Regions from separate parts of the Homo sapiens genome. Here region 1 is linked to region 2. Evidence: read pairs that join two places in POLR2A ChIA-PET (ENCODE). Cell type or tissue: MCF 10A. All regions are shown on one strand.

The links. ChIA-PET counts read pairs that join two places held together with the same protein. Peaks named below come from ENCODE experiments on the same cell type or tissue, not always from the same donor. Only the 100,000 strongest peaks of a DNase experiment are listed, where the experiment ranks them.
Region 1: POLR2A ChIA-PET joins it to region 2 with 29 read pairs; 12 of 35 experiments call an interaction of 5 or more read pairs at or near these places.

The regions. Positions count from the first base shown.
Region 1 is chr20:33,397,562-33,405,561 of GRCh38, reverse strand. It overlaps CDK5RAP1 (CDK5RAP1 mitochondrial tRNA methylthiotransferase), which reads left to right and starts at 4,043. Exons shown (of 14, transcript NM_016408.4): 1 at 4,043-4,134. LOC124904889 (a long non-coding RNA gene) reads right to left here and starts at 3,980. Exons shown (of 2, transcript XR_007067567.1): 1 at 3,887-3,980. RefSeq lists enhancers at 3,903-4,102, 4,243-4,332. In MCF 10A, a CTCF peak has its summit at 4,667; a DNase peak (open chromatin) is centred at 3,991.
Region 2 is chr20:33,663,277-33,671,276 of GRCh38, reverse strand. NECAB3 (N-terminal EF-hand calcium binding protein 3) reads left to right here. Exons shown (of 12, transcript NM_031232.4): 3 at 485-593; 4 at 1,565-1,590; 5 at 1,805-1,902. It overlaps C20orf144 (chromosome 20 open reading frame 144), which reads right to left. Exons shown (of 2, transcript NM_080825.4): 2 at 7,369-7,745. The coding sequence ends at 7,410. It overlaps ACTL10 (actin like 10), which reads right to left and starts at 4,334. Exons shown (of 1, transcript NM_001024675.2): 1 at 2,752-4,334. The coding sequence starts at 3,779. The coding sequence ends at 3,042. RefSeq lists enhancers at 3,532-3,611, 4,422-4,641, 7,075-7,234, 6,492-7,428, 7,429-8,000 and silencers at 3,962-4,291, 7,475-7,664. In MCF 10A, a CTCF peak has its summit at 3,191 (motif pointing right); DNase peaks (open chromatin) are centred at 3,206, 4,436 and 7,536.

The DNA of each region.
Region 1 (8,000 bases), 270 kb after region 2:
AGTGCTGGGATTACAGATATGAGCCACTGTGCCTGGCCACTATATGTATATTTCTACATCTAGAATGAGATTTATCATAAGGAATTGGATCAAGTGATTATAGAGGCTGAGAAGTCCTACAATTTGCCATCTGCAAGCTGCACACCGAGGAAAGGTGGTGGTGTAAATTCCAGTTTGAATCTAAAAGACTGAGAATCAGGAGTGCCAATGGTGTTTAAGTCCCAGTCCAAGGGCAGGAGAAGACCAATGTCTCAGCTTAAGCAGTCAGGCAGACAGAGAATTCAACCTTGCTCTGTCTTCCTGTCCTATTTGGGTCCCCAAGGGGTTAGATGATGTCCATCCAGATTGTGGAGGGTAGTCTACTCTACTCAGTCCACCAAAGCTAATCTCTTCCTCAAGAAACACCCAGAAATAACGTTTAACTAGATATCTGGGCAACCTGTGGCCCAGTCAAGTTGACACAAATAATTAACCAGCACAGTGTTCTGCATTATTTCCCAGTGTTCTCCAGCAGGATTAAGACCTAGATGCCTGCAAGAAAGTTGCTTGTTAACAATGTTTATTGGCTGTCTCCCCTCCCTGTTTCACTCCCCTACTACCCTACCAGTGTTTCCTGAGATTACTTTGCAAATCAACTACCTGCACTCAAATACTTGTCTCAGTAGCCGGGCACAGTAGCTCATGCCTGTAATCCCAGCACTTTGGGAGGCCAAGGTGGGTGGATCACCGCAGGTGGGGAGTTAGAGACCAGTCTGGCCAATATGGTGAAACCCTGTTTCTACTAAAAATACAAAAATTAGCCGGGTGTGGTGGCGCTTGCCTGTAATCCCAGTTACTCAGGAGGCTGAGGCAGGAGAATCGCTTGAACCCGGGTGGTGGAGGTTGCAGTGAGCCAAGATTGGGCCACTACACTCCAGCCTGTGTAACAGAGTGAGACTTGGTCTAAAAAAAAAAAAATACTTGTCTCAGGTCTGCTTCTGGGGAGCCCAAACTAAGACAGAAAGCAGTCATTTATTCATTCAACAAATTTTCATTAAGCCCTTCTATGAGTCAGACCCTGTGTAGATCATGGGGATAAAGCCATGAACAAGACACGACGTGTCCCTCCCTAGCTGATAGTCCAGGGAATAGGCAATGATAAGAAAATAAGTAATGCCAACATTTTGAATAGTGACAAATATGGTGAAGAAAATAATAAGAGAAGTGATAGAGTAGTTTATATGAAGTGGTCAGAGAGGGTCTCTCTGAAGAGCTGATATTTATGCTGAGACCTAAAGGATGAGAAGGGGCCAGCCACGAAACAATTTTGGAGAAGAGCATTCCAGAAAGATAATAGTAAGAAGAGAAGCTCTGTGGGCATGGTGTTGCGTGCCTGTAATCCTAGCTACTTGGGAGGCTGTGGCAGGATAATTGCTTGAACCCGAGAGGTGGAGGTTGTAGTGAGCCAACATCACGCCATTGCACTCCAGCCTGGGTAACAGAGCAAGACTCCGTCTCAAAAAAGAAAAGAAAAAAAAAAAAGGACAGAGGGTCTGAAATAAACATTTGCTTGGGTTATTGAAGGAGCAAGATAAAATTATGTAGTTGAAGTATAGTCAACTAGAAAGAACACAGTAGGAGAAGTAAGTGGTAAGAAGTACATGGGTTGGAGAAGTAAAAGTAAGCAGGGGGCCAGACATGGTGGCTCATGCTTGTAATTCCAGCACTTTGGCAGGCTGAGGTGGGAGGATCACTTGAGGCCAGGAGTTTGAGACCAGCCTGGCCAACATGGCGAAAACCCATCTCTAGTAAAAACAAAAATCAGCCGGGCGTGGTGGTGCTCGCCTCTAATCCTAGCACTTTAGGAGGTCGAGGTGGGCGGATCACTTGAGGCCAGGAGTTTGAGACCAATCTGGCCAACATGGTGAAACCCTGCTCTACTAAAAATACAAAAATTAGTTTGACGTGGTGGTGCACGCCTGTAATCCCAGCTACTCGGGAGGCTGAGGCAGGAGAGTCGCTTTAACCTGGGAGGCGGATGTTGCAGTGAGCCGAGATTGCACTACTGCACTCCAGCCTGGGCGACAGAGTGAGTGAGACGTCGTCTCAAAAAAAAAAAGCAGGGGCCACATCATGCAGGCCCCTAGGATACAGTAGGAAATCTGGATTTTATTGCACGGGCAATGGAAAGCTCTTAAGCTTTTTGTTTTTGTTTTTTTCTTTTCTTTTCTTTTTTTTTTTTTTTTTGAGATGGAGTCTTGCTCTGTCGCCCAGGCTGGAGTGCAGTGGCTCGATCTTGGCTCACTGCAATCTCCGCTTCCTGGGTTCAAGCAATTGTCCTGCCTCAGCCTCCCGAGTAGCTGGGACTACAGGCACGCGGCACCATGCCCAGCTATTTTTTATTTTTTATTTTTAGTAGAGACGGGGTTTTACCATATTGGCCAGGCTGGTCTCGAATTCCTGACCTCATGATCCACCCACCTCAGCCTCCCAAAGTGCTGGGATTACAGGCATAAGCCACCGTGCCCGGCTGTTTTTGTTTTTTTCTTTTTCAAGACATGGTCTCATTCTGGTACCCAGGCTGGAGTGCAGTGTTGAGGTCATGGTTCACTGCCGCCTCAACTTCCCTGGCTCAAGCAATCCTCCCTGCCTCAGCCTTCTGAGTAGCTGGGACCACAGGTACCCACCACCATGCCGGGGTAATTTTTGTGTTTTTTGTAGAGATGGGGTTTTATCATGTTGCTCAGGCTAGTCTAGAACTCCTGGGCTCAAGCAATCTGCCCATCTTGGCCTCCCAAAGTGCTGGGATTACAGATGTGAGCCACCACGCCCGGCCTGCCACGGAGAGTTTTCAGGAGAGGGGTGATATAATTTGATTTAATAAAACAAACACAAATTCCCTTAGGCTATGTGTGGGAAACTGTTCTCAGGAGACAAGGTGACCATTAGCAGGCTACTGTGATTGTTTCTGATGAGACAATGGTGGCCTGGGTAGTTGTAGCTACCGAGTAGACAGATTTGACATTTTGGAGTTAGAGTTGACAGGGCTTACTGACAGATAGAATGTGGGGATCCAGGGAGGTGAAGAAAATGACCATTCAGTTCCTCCTAGTGCACCTGGAAGGATGGTTGGGCCATTTACTGAGATGGGCCAGAATGACAGGTACAGGTTTTTGGTGAAGGTGCATGTGTGGAAATGAAGAGTTCTGTATAAGTTAGAGATGGTCATCAGACACTCAAGAAGGGGTGTCAAGTAGGCAGCTGAGCTATGGCTCTGGTACTGCAGGGAGGGTCCAGCTGGAGATGTGAATCAGGAAGTCATTAACCTACAGGGCAGCACCCTCCAATAGAAATAGAGCGTGAACCTCTTAGGTGACTTAAAATTTCCCAGTAAGGACCGGACACGGTGGCTCATGCCTACAATCCCAGCACTTTGGGAGGCCAAGGTGGGAGGATGGCTTGCGCCTAGGTAGGAGTTTGAGACCAGCCTGGGCAACATGGGGAGACCGGTCTCTACAAAAAAATTAAAAAAATTTTAGCTGGGCGTGGTGGCGCCTGCCTGTAGTCCCAGCCACTTGGGAGTGTGAGGTGGGAGGATTGCTTTAGCATGGGAGGCGGAAGCTGCAGTGAGCCATGATCACACCATATTATTTTTCCCCCTGCTAGCCACATTGAAAAAGTAAAAAGAAACAACAGGTGAACTTAATTCAAATATTTCTACCACCATAGCTACAAATAAAAAAAACTAATTCAACAAATGTACTTATTTAATCCAATATATCCCAACAATTATTGCAGCACATAATCAATATAAACATTATATATATGAACTATTTGACACTATTTGACATTTCTTCTTCCACATCCAGTGTATCTGACATTTAGCGCACATTTGATTTGCACTCACCCACTTTGAGGAGCTCAATTGCCGCTTAAGTCCGTGGCTAGTGGCTGCCCTAAAGTTCAGCACCGCCACGGAGCTTTGGGTCCACCCGGACTGTAAAAAGGAAGCACTTCCGTTAGCATGACCCGGCCTGAAGTAGCGGCGGAACGGAAGTCGCTTGTGTATGAACGCAGCGGCGGACCTGTGAGGGGATCCGACTTGCCGGCAGAACTTACGCTGCGGGACCCCGGGCACTGTTGCTGCTGCGGGAGGTGAGCAGCGCGGCCGCCGGGGTGGGCTGCGCACCCGCTTTTGACTGGCGCCTGGGGCAGGAGGGGCCGCGGATCCCGGGAAGCGCACGGTGTTCAAGAGGGAGGATGGCACGGTGGTTATGGCGTGGGGCCTGGCGTCAGGCTGTAGGGGTTCGTACCCTAACCCCGCCGCCTAACCCCGTGTGACCTTGGACAGGTCACCTCCACTTCTTTCAAGGCTTCGCTTCGCCACCCGTGAAGTGGGGTTGACAGTACAGCCTGCCTCACAGGGTTGCTATGAGGGTTATAGGTAATAATTCGCGGAAAATGCTTTGCACCATGCCTAACGCATTGTAACCAGCCAATAAAATGTTTGGGATGTTGTACGCTGTTGTTCCAGCCTCATTGCCGACTGTCAGAATTAATTTCGAGCCTCCAGAGAGGCTTCTACATTGCGTTATGCAAAGCATTTTGCTTGTATTATTGCATTTGATCCTACGGTAGGCTTATGGAGATAGGTGCTATTATCCCCATCTAGAGGCTCCCAGAGTTTAAGACAGGTGCCTAAGGTTTAGCTGGCTTGGCAGCAGTGGGGTCAGATTCTGACTCCAGGGTCCATACTTTTTTTTTCTTGAGACGGGAGTCTTGCTCTGTCGCCCAGGCTGGAGTGCAGTGACGCGATCTCGGCTCACTGTAGCCCCTGCCCCGCGAGTTCCAGCGATTCTCCTGCCTCAGCCTCCTGGGTAGCTAGGATTACAGGCGCATACCACCACACCCGGCTAAGTTTTGTATTTTTAGTGGAGTTCATACTCTTAACCAGGATGCTCTAATACTCTCTGTGAAAGGGGGTGTGGGCTGTAAATGTGCAGTTAGTGAACGCTTACTGTATCTCAAGTTGGGTTTTTAATATCTTATTCTTAATAACACTTATGGGGTGGTAGGTGCTGCTTTTATCCTTATTTTACACATGTGGAATTGGCGGCTCAGAGACAGAAATTTGTCTTGCCAAAGGTCACACAGCAATTATGGAGTAGAAAGGGGCGATTTTAAAGTTCACACTTTAAGGCTGTTCTTCTCTGACTCTTGAAACTGGGTTGGCATTGCTCCTAAGTGCTAGTAGCAGATGTGGCAGGTCATCTCATTGGAAAGGTAATGGGCCACATCTGCTCTTTACACGTGTATAGCAGGGTTCCCCTAACCCTAGGTGGTAGAATGGTACCTGTCTGTGGCCTGTGAGGAACCGGGTTGCACAGCAGGAGGTGAGCAGCAAAGCTGGCATTACTGCCTGAGCTCTGCCTCCCGTCAGATTGGCCACGGAATTAGTTTCTCAGGAACACAAACCCTATTGTGAACTGCGTATATGCAAGGCATCTAGTTTGTGCATTCCATTTCCTTTTTTTTGAGACAAGTTCTCTCTCTCTCTGTTGCCCAGGCTGGAGTGTGGTGGCGCAATCTCAGCTCACTGCAATCTCTGCCTCCCTGGCTCAAGTGATCCTCCTACCTCAGCTTCCCAAGTTGCTGGGATTACAGGCACATACCACAATGGCTGGCTAATTTTTTATTTTTTAATTTGTTGTAGAGACAACAAATAAACATGGTCTTGCCATGTTGCCCAGGCTGGTCTCGAACTCCTGAGCTCAAACAATCCGCCTGCCTCGGCCTCCCAAAGTGCTGGGATTATAGATGTCAGCCACCGCACTGGCTCAAGATTGCATGCTCCTTGTAAGAATCTAAATGCCTGAGGTGGAACAGTTTCAACACACCCCTGCTTCCATGTCTGTGGAAAAATTGTCTTCCATGAAACCAATTCCTAGTACCAAAAAGGTTGGGAACCACTGATGTTTAGCACCTGCCGTGAGGCAGCTACCACAATGGGAGATGGTGAAGGTGTAGAAATGAATGATACTTGTTCCCTGCTTGCAGGAACCTGCCAGTTTACTAGGGCTGGCAGAAGTGTCAGTAATAATTAACAGCAAAGTGTGATGAGTCTTGTGATGGAGAGATAGAATAGAGCTTTGGGAACCCAGAGGAGGACCCCACCTAGACTTCGGGGGTGATGGCCAGAGCAGGCTTCCCAGAGGAAGAAAGCTGAAAGTACCATAGGCCACTAGAGAGAAGATAAATACCAGCCAGAGAACAGCATGTGTAAAATCCTATAAGCTAGTGAAGATTAATACAAAGAAGTGTGGCATGGCTGGAGTGTAGTAGGCCATAGATGTGGGGTCCAGTAAAAATATATGGTGATCCTAGAATTCTTCCTTAGTCAGAAAATTAAAAAAAAAAAAAGTAAATAGTATGGCTTCATCTCCTATACCTTAGTCACCTAAGTCTTCCTGGGAGGCAACTATTGTTTCTTATGCATTCTAGAGATATTGTATGTACCTGCAAATAGGTACCTCAATATTCCCACCCTCTTTCCCCACAGATTCAACAGTAGTATAATGTAGGTAGCATGGAGCATATTGCTTCCTTGCCTTTGTCATGTATAGGTTCAGCCTCATTTATTTTTATTTTTATTTTTTTGAGATAGGGTCTTACTCTGTCACCCAGGCTGGAGTGCAGTGGTGCGATTATGGCTTACTGCAGCATTGATCTCCTGGGCTCAAGCAATCCTTTCATCTCAACCTCCTGAGTAGCTGGGACTACAGGTGTGCATCACTGTGCTCGGCTATTTTTTGTTATTTTTATAGAGATGAGGTCTCACTATGTTGCCCAGGCTGGTCTCGAATTCCTGGCTCAAGTGATGTTTCTGTCTCAGCTTCCCAAAATGCTGGGATTATAGGCATGAGCCACTGCACCCGGCCACCAGCCTTGGTTTCTAACAGTTGTATCTTGTTTCATTGTATGGATGCACCAGAACTTACTTAACTAGTCCTTTATTGATAACATTTAGATCTTTCCCTTTCCTTTGCTATTAGAAACACTGTTGCATTGAATATCTTTTATTTTTATTTTTTGAGACAGTCTCACTCTGTTGCCCAGGCTAGAGTGCAGTGGCGTGATCTTGGCTCACTGCAACCTTCTCCTCCTGAGCTCAAGAGATTCTCATGCCTCAGTCTCCCGGGTATCTTAGAATACAGGTGTGTGCCACCACATCCAGCTAATTTTTTGTATTTTTAGTAGAGATGAGGTTTCACTGTGTTGGCCAGGCTGGTCTCGAACTCCTGGCCTGAAGTGATCCACCAGCCTCAGCGTCCCAAAGTGCTGGGATTACAGGCATGAGCCACTGTGCCTAGACTGAATGTCTTTATACATAGGTCATTTTGTATGTGTATAGATTTATCTGCAGGATAATTATGAGTGGAAATGCTTTGTCAGATGGTTTGCACACTTGTAATTTTGATGGAAAGTGGCAAATTGTTCTCTATAAAGGTTGTGTTATTTGCTAAGCCAAGTGTGAGAGGGTCTGGGTGGAAAGTTTGAAGGTAGTAGTTTGAAACTCTTTTTTTTTTGTTTTGAGATGGAGTTTCGCTCTGTTGTCCAAACTGTAGTGCAGTGGTGCGATCTCGGTTCATAGCAACTTCTGCTTCCTGGGTTCCAGTGATTCTCCTGTCTCAGCCTCCTGAGTAGTTGGGACTATAGGCACTTGCTACCACATCTGGCTAACTTTTGTATTTTTAGTAGAAATGGGGTTTTGCCATGTTGGTCAGGCTGGTCTTGAACTCCTGACCTCAAGTGATCCTCCTGCCTCGGCCTCCCAAAGTCCTGGGATTACAGGCATGAGCGGCTGCATCCAGCCAAGACTCTTGAAGGGTAGAAGGAGTCACTGATCGGGCATACAATGCCCTCACATTAGTTGCTTTCCTTCTGAAGGAACTCAAAGGAAGATGCCCTCAGACAGTGAGTGGTTTTCACTTTATTAAGAGGCAGTGTAGCAAGATGGGTAG
Region 2 (8,000 bases):
GAGCCAGCCTGCTGCTGCCTACAGAGGCTCCAACTAGTAGGAGGATTCCATCTGCCTCCCCGTGGCTTCTCTGTGAAGGTCCTGGGTCCAGAGAATGGAGGTTCCTTGTGCCCTGCAGTGAGGCTGGTCCCCAAGTCCTTCCAGGTGACATCTAGGCCCTGCCACAATGTGGCCGTGTCCCAGCCTGTTGCTTGTTTTTTCACTTGGCAAACATTTACTGAGTTCCTACCCAACGCTATGTACATACTGCCCTGTCCCTTTGGTGCCTGCAAAGTAGGTTCTGTTGCCTTCACTGGACACCTTCAAGGACCCCAGTCCTTTTGTCCCCAACAGTCAGGCCCCCCACTGACCTCAGACTCCCATCTCACCTAGCTAGATGGTTGTCAGATGCTATGAGGCCTTTGGGACCCTGGACCTGGTGGCAGGGGTGCAGTCAGGGTCAGGGATACCTCCTCTGCTCCCTGTCCTCCCCCTGCCACCCCAGATGATGGGAAGCTCTCATTTGAGGAATTCCAGAATTACTTTGCCGATGGGGTTCTCAGCCTGGGGGAGCTGCAGGAACTGTTCAGCGGCATTGATGGGCATCTCACCGAGTGAGTATGAGAGGGGGCCGTGGGTAGATGCGAGGCCAGGTTGTCTTTACCCCACTGTGTCCCCTGCTGCCTTGGTTCCTTTTGTAGGATGAGGAAGAGGGGGCAGGGAGAAAGGTACCAGGGCTCAGTTCCAACTTTACCCGCCTGCCTACCCCCTCTCCAGCTACAGCCTTGCCCACTACACTGCTTCCAGCTGGGACCCCAAAATAGCCAAGTCTGAGTCACCACCCATGGCTCAGCTCCCCATTCCCGCTTCCCACAGGGACCAGAGGATGCCTGGGGACAGCTGGGCCCCGCCTGCTTCCACCCGAGAATGCAGTGCATAAACACGCAACCATCTACCCCTTGTGTGCTCCCACATCTACGCGTCTTGGCAGGAGTGTGCACGCTCCTTCCCGTGCCTGCTCCCAGGGGTGCACACGCATGAACCGCTGTTACTCCCTCTACTTCCCTTCTCCCCTTTCCTGAGGGTCAGTCTCAGGCTCCTGAGACTTGGGCTGGAACCTTCATCTGCAGTGCTTCCCCTCCCCTCCTGGCCAGACTCCCCACCCAGTTCCTTGTCCTTCAGGGCCTCACTTAGGCAGCTCTTCCTCTAGGAAACCCTCCCTAACCTACAACTAAATACCCCATGCCGTCCCTGGACTTCATTGCCTTGCACCTGGCTTCCCCTTCGCAGCTCTGACCACTTCTCACTGGCCTGTGTCCACATCCATCTTCCCCTGGCCTGAGATCCTCTTGGTAGCCAAGAATGGGTCTGAATCTTTGCCCTTAGAGTGATTGGTGGGGGCAGTAGAACCCATTCTCCAACCCTGCAAGGACTCTGTCCACAGGAGCAACTTAATCTGGGGTGGAGCAGAAGTGGCCTTGTTAGGCTAAGCTGGGAGTTGGTGGGGTGGGATGTGGGGCATTGGCCCCATTAGTCCCAGTTTACCAGGCCCAGGTCTGAAGGGCGCCTTCTCTTTTCCCTGCAGCAATTTAGAAACAGAAAAACTGTGTGGTGAGTAGGCCCATGGGAGCTCTTTTCTCCTGTGGCCCCTGGGCCCCAGGGTACGTGTGGCAAGGGACTGTTGCTGGTCTCCTGATGGGACAGGTTGGGCTGGGCTCAGGATATAAGGCCTGCTTGGCTGCTGAGGAATTCCAGGGGGCCAGAATCCCAGGGTGGGTAGATGGGTGGGGGTCCAGGAACCCTTGAGCACCTCTTCTGCCTGCAGACTACTTCTCAGAGCACCTGGGTGTCTACCGGCCGGTGCTGGCTGCATTGGAATCGCTGAACCGTGCAGTGCTCGCTGCCATGGATGCCACCAAGCTGGTGAGTGGAGTGGCTGATGGTGGGGGATCCACTGTGAGGCAGTGGGCATCTGCTGTGCTGTGGGATCCTCCACAGTCTTGACTCAGGGTTATAGAGCTAGGGGCTTGGGTTCAAATCCTGGCTCCCACTTTGTAGCTGTGCCCCTTGACCTCTCTGGGCCTGTTTCCTCATCTGTAAACCATCATAACAATAGAGCTGCCCTTCATACATCACTGTGACCAGTGAGAACGAAGGCAGGGATTTTTGTCTGTTTTATTCTGTTTCCAGCACCCAGAATAATGTCTGGCATACACTGGGTGCTTCATACTAGGGGCTGCTGTTGCTTTAGTTGCTGGCCCATCACAACTGTGGTGGGATATCATTCAGGGCTGGGCTAGGCGTGGAAGGCTGTGCTCACAGGTTCACAGGGCAGGGCCTGGCCCGAGGACATACGTGAGTAGGCAGGTACGTGAACACCCACGCGTTTGTGTGGACACGTGTATACACAAGCTCGAACAGTGCTGATAGCCAGGGCTTGAGGCCCTTGAGTGGTGACTTCCAAAAAATAAGCTGCCCTTCCCTTTGTGTGTTCAAGAAATATCTCCACCTCCCTTTGCTCCATAGCTCTTGTAAGGGGGAGGGAGCAGTGAGCAGGCCCGGGATTGTGCCTGACCCCACTTTTTACAGAAGGGGAAACTGAGGCACTCATAGTCAACAATGACCTGAGCACATGGCTAGGCACAGGGCTCCTCCTCCTGGTGACTTTCACATGAGATTTAGTAGCTTTTCAAGGGATCGCCCCTTGGGGCCTGGCATCGGATGTATGTCCAAATGGTACATGACGAGGGTTTGGAGGAACTCCCATATCTGTGGCATGGACACAAGTGGGGCATCACCTTTATTGCCATAAAGTAGGGCCCTGTGGGTAGGCAGCTGGACTGGCATTCTCTGAACTGGCAGTGGTTGGGGAGATTCAAACTGCAGTTCAAAATGAGGGTCCCATGGGTCCCAAATACCTTCTCCTGGCCCAGAAAGGGTATGGGGGTGACCCATCCAGTCAGCTCCAACCTCCAGGAGGACCCTGCCAGCTCCAAACACTTGACTCTTTAGATAGAGAGCTGTCCCCCAACGCAGTGCCACCCCCCCCAGTCCAGCCTGACTCAGTTGAACACATCGTACAGCAGCCTGGAGCCACACTCCTGGTACATGGCCCGAGTTATCCAGCGGCGCTGGAAGGAGTGCAGGGAGGCCACCATGGAGCCGCCGGTCCACACAGCCATGCCACGCCCATGCTTGGCCACCAGGTGGGGCCGCAGGGCCGCGTAGCCGTGCCGCCGGCACTGCGCCTCCAGCTCCTTGTCCAGGCGCTCGGCGAAGCCAGGAAACAGTGTGGAGCCGCCGGCTAGCACCACGGTGTCTGCCAGGCGTGTCCGCAGCGTTTTGGGCATCTTCTGCAGCGCCCGGAAGGCCAGCGCGGGCAGCCCCTGCTCAGCCTGGCCCAGCAGGCCCGGCTGGAAGATGGGTTCGGGGCAGCGGAAGCGCTCACTGCTGAGGCAGACGCAGCACCCGTTACCCACGCTGAAACTGGCCGGATGGTGGCGGGCGGGGTCGCGGAGGTCGCCCTCGAAGTCCAGGGACACGTAGCAGCTGCGCTTCTTGAGATGTGTGATGGCCTTGCGGGGCAGGGCCTGCTGCAAGAGGTCAGGGTTCGCCGCCACCAGCAGATCCCGCAGGTAGCGCGACAGGGTGCTGCCTGCCACGTTCAGTCGGAAGGTGGCCTGGTGCCACGAGTGACCCGCGTAGATGGGCGTGGCGTGGCACACGCCCGCGCCCGCCTCCACGGCCAGCCCGCTGAACGCGCCGGTGGAGCAGAGCGCCAGCAACGCGGTGCTAGCCATGTGGCACGCGGGCACTGCCAGGGTCTCGAACAGCAGCTCCGCCACCCTTTCGCGGCCCGCGGGCGGCGCCAACGGCGAGTCGCTCACCAGCACGGGCCACTGCTCTGGGCACACCCGCAGGCCGCCCACCAGCAGGCGCTCCCACAGCCCTTCCAGCGCCTCCCAGTCCGCCACCACGCCGTGCTTGATGGGGTGCGCCCGCGCCACGCCGCCCGCCAGCTCGCAGCCCGGCGCTCCGGGCAGCACCGGCCGGTCCCAGCTGGGCACCAAGCTAGAGCTCTTCAGCACTATGCGCGGCTGGTTCTCGCCCGCGAAGCCCGCCTTGGTGAAGCCCGAGCCCTGGTCCACCACCACCGCGATGCGGCCCAGGGAGGACGGCCGGTGCACGCGGCGGCTCCCCGACACCGACGCCACCTTCGGGCTCGGCCCAGCCGCGGGGCTGAAGGCTCCGCTCCTCCGCGCCACTCGGCTTCGTCGGCCCGATACCTCCCGGCCTCTGTCCTAGGGAGTAGTCCCCTTCAGCCTTTGGCTCTGCCTCCGGAGCCTAAGTTCTTCCTCTTCTGGACCAAATCACCACCCTTTTCAGCTCTTGGCTCCGCCCTCTGGTCTGAAAGCCCCGCCTCTTCTGTCCGGGCCATCCGCCTCCTTTTCAGCTCGTGGCTAGTTCCTAGGCCTGAGGCCCGGCCCCTAGTTCAGGCTTCAGTCTCCGCTCTGGCTGGGTTCCAGCCGCATCTCACCCTCTTGGTCTCCCTCTGGCGCCGGGCTTCAGGCTCCACGCTCTCAGGACCCGCCTCTGCTTTGCTGTTCCGCCCCGTCAGCCCTTGCTGAGATGGCTGACGAGATGGCTAGGACTGATCCTTTTAGATCCTAAGAAGCCCCCGGGAGGAGCAGAACTTTGAGGGCGAAGGGGCCTTGTGGTAAGGCCATTTGGACATATATCCCCCTTGAGGACCCAGGCAGCCTCCTGGCACCTCTCACCTGGGCTTGACGGAAGTTCCTGGTTGTGGAGAGGGGAGGGGCTGGTCAGAAGGCAGAAAAGAACTTGGATTGGGCTCATTGTGACCTCACTCCCCAGCAGCTGCACTTCGCAGCTCCCTACCTTATGACAACTCCCTGGACCCATCCTCTCTTCTGGACAGAGCCAAGGGCAGTGATTTTGGCATCCAGGGGTCTGGCTTCAGCAGCCCAGCACAGTCTGATTCCTTTCCCAAACCACTTAGAATTATCTGATGTACTCTGTCCAGATGTGTGGCCCCCTACCCCTCCCAGTGCTGAAGAAAAAGCTTTTTCATCACAGATCTGCAGCTTCCCTGAAGAGCCCCCGAGAGGCTCTGGCCCTACCTTTATGGGCTTCCACGGATGGATTCACGTGGGCCTCAGTTTGAGACTCAGTTCTTTTTTTTATTATTATTATTTTTGAGACGGAGTCTCGGTCACCCAGGCTGGGCGTGCAGCGTTGCAATCTCAGCTCAGTGCAACCTCTGCCTTCCGAGTTCAAGTGATTCTCCTGCCTCAGCCTCCTGAGTAGCTGGGACTACAGGCATGCACCACCATACGCGGCTAATTTTTGTATTTTTAGTGGAGACAGGGTTTCGCCACGTTGGCCAGGCTGGTCTCGAACTCCTGACCTCAGGTGATCCACCTGCCTTGGACTCCCAAAGTGCTAGGATTACAGGTGTGAGCCACCGCACCCAGCAAGACTCAGTTCTGAAGCTGACTCACTGTGCAGTCCTAAGCAAGTCTTGATCTTTCTCTGGGTTCGGTTTTCTCCTCCAAAAGGTAGTAATAATCCCCCCACACAGGAAAGAGGTCACTTCTTGTCTCTGCAAAGCCTCATCCTCCTGAGGACCAGTTTGGTTGCAGGTAGAAGACTCAGGTGAATGTAACCCAAAATAAGGACTTTATTGAAAGGATCTTACATGTTATGGATATCAAGAGCAAGGGTGAAATCAGGTTTCAGGAACAGAATCTGACTGCGGGGCTGTGGGGAACCCAGGATGTGCACTGCATTGTGTTGTTTGTTTTTTGAGATGGAGTCTCGCTCTCTTGCCCAGGCTGGAGTGCAGTGGTGTGATCTCAGCTCACTGCAACCTCTGCCTCCTGGGTTCAATTCCCCTGCCTTAGTCTCCCGAGTAGCTGGGACTACAGGCGCCCGCCATGATGCCTGGCTAGTTTTTTGTATTTTTAGTAGAGACGGGGTTTCACCGTGTTAGCCAGGATGGTCTCGATCTCCTGACCTCGTGATCTGCCTGCCTCAGCCTCCCAAAGTGCTGGGTTTACAGGCGTGATCCACTGCGCTTGGCCTGCATTGTGTTTTTATTCTGAAGGCTGGCTTAGCCTGTGCATGTTCAAGTAGAGAACATGGTCTCTTACAGCTCCTGAATCACAGTCCTAGGGGGAGGGGCTGACAGGACCAGCTTGGGCCAATCACTGTATGGGCAGGAGGTGCAGCCCCATGGAAGAACATGGTTACCCTGATTGTAACCATGTGGATGGTAGGGAAGAGTCAGTTCTCACAATTAGCAGGAGTGATGTTATAGCTCTTGCAGCCTCCAGCCTGGTGCAGGCAAGGTGGAGGAGATGTTCATCCTGGTGGCGGTGACAAAAGTGCATCTTCAGCAGAAGCTGGGCTGATGGCTGTAGTGAGCTGGGACTTCAGTCCTGCTGCATCTGCCCCCAAAAGAGGGCATCCTGAGGTTGGTCACCAGAGTGTGGCAGGAAGGCGGGCTGCAGGTTTGGCAGGCCAGGGGTGGCATTGGGTGTGGAGCTGGATTTGGGACCCGGGAGAGTGAGGAGAAGCAGCAGCAGGATCCCGCCCACAGAAAGTGTGGCAGGGCTTCTTCTAAGTGATTTGGGGAGTGAGACTGAAGCTGTGGGCTTTTTCCCTGTTGGTAATGGAGACCTGTTGAAAGCTTATGAGCAGGGGAGTGAGCTGCCCTAGACAGGTAAGTGGTTTGGAATTAGTCTTTGTCACGTGGGGAAGGAGATGGGACAGGGTAGGTTGGGAGACAGGTGCCTTGGGGAAGACTGGGGGGCCTGAATGCTTTGGGGTTACCAAGCACAATGTGTAGGAGTGAGGGGCCAGAGAGAGGCCCAGGGCTTCCAGCTTCTCCTGGGTGCGTCCCCAGGCAGAATCCACGTCTCAGGCCTTGCCCCAGCTGACTGCCATCCTGGCTGTTCTTACCCAGGATGGTGCCTGTTGGCCGGGAACCCTCCCTCATGCCTAAGAGGGATTTCTGGATGCTGGGGGGATGTCAGGCTTTACCGGAAGCAGGTCCCTCTCACTAGCGTGGCCAAGCCTGGGTTTGCCCAAGCCCACCTCCCTTGAGCCTGCAGACTGGGCAGGATGTGACCTGGATTTGGAGTGTTGGGGGAAGGAAACTGCCTCCCGCCACTGTAGCAAGGTTTGGGGTTCTGTTCTGACCCTTGGCACAAGGAAGGAGAAAGCAAAAGACAGCCCTGGCTCCAGACCGTGGCGATGGCTCTGCCTTCATCACGCCCCGTTCACCCCTCTGCGGCTCCTAGGCTGAGCTTTGCCCACCCCGACTCCGCGCCCAGACGCCTCCGACAGGGTTCGCAGGCGCCAGGGTTGCCACGCACTCTTTATTGGGCGGGGTCCGGGCCAAGCGTTTAAAGCTGCGGGCGAGGGCAGCGGCACCGTTTGCGCGGCTGCTCCTCGGCGGGGCCGGCTTCGCGGGGAGCCTTCCCCGGGGACCGGAAGCGCGAGAGCAGCCGCGGCCAGCTCAGAGCTGCCCTGGCCCCGCCCTCTTCCGGCCGCCGCGCCTCTTGCCGCCGCAGCAGCAGCAGTACCGGCATCCTCGGCTCGCGCTCGCTACCTTCGCCCGCTCCGCGCAATCTGGGTGCCGCCGGGGAGCCCAGCCCAGCGCCGGACGCGTAGTCAATCCGTTGCCCAGCGTTGGCCAGCGGCTGCCGCTTGTCCAGGGGGAGAATCAGCACGATCCTGGTCTGGGGGTGGAACAGGGGCGTGAGGCGGGAGAGCGCGCTAGGGCCGAGCCCACGACCCGGGGCCGCTCCGCGCTTCTCCTGGGACCCTCGTCCACCCGGGTCCTGTCGTCCACCCGGGTCCTGTCATCCTCTCGTGCACAGGGCTGGAGGGGACCCCTGTCCAATTCAGGCCGCGGGGAAGCCCGCCCTTCCCTGCGTGGCGCCCCGGACTCCGCCTCCTTTCTGGAAACCCTCATCCATCCCAGGCTGACTTCC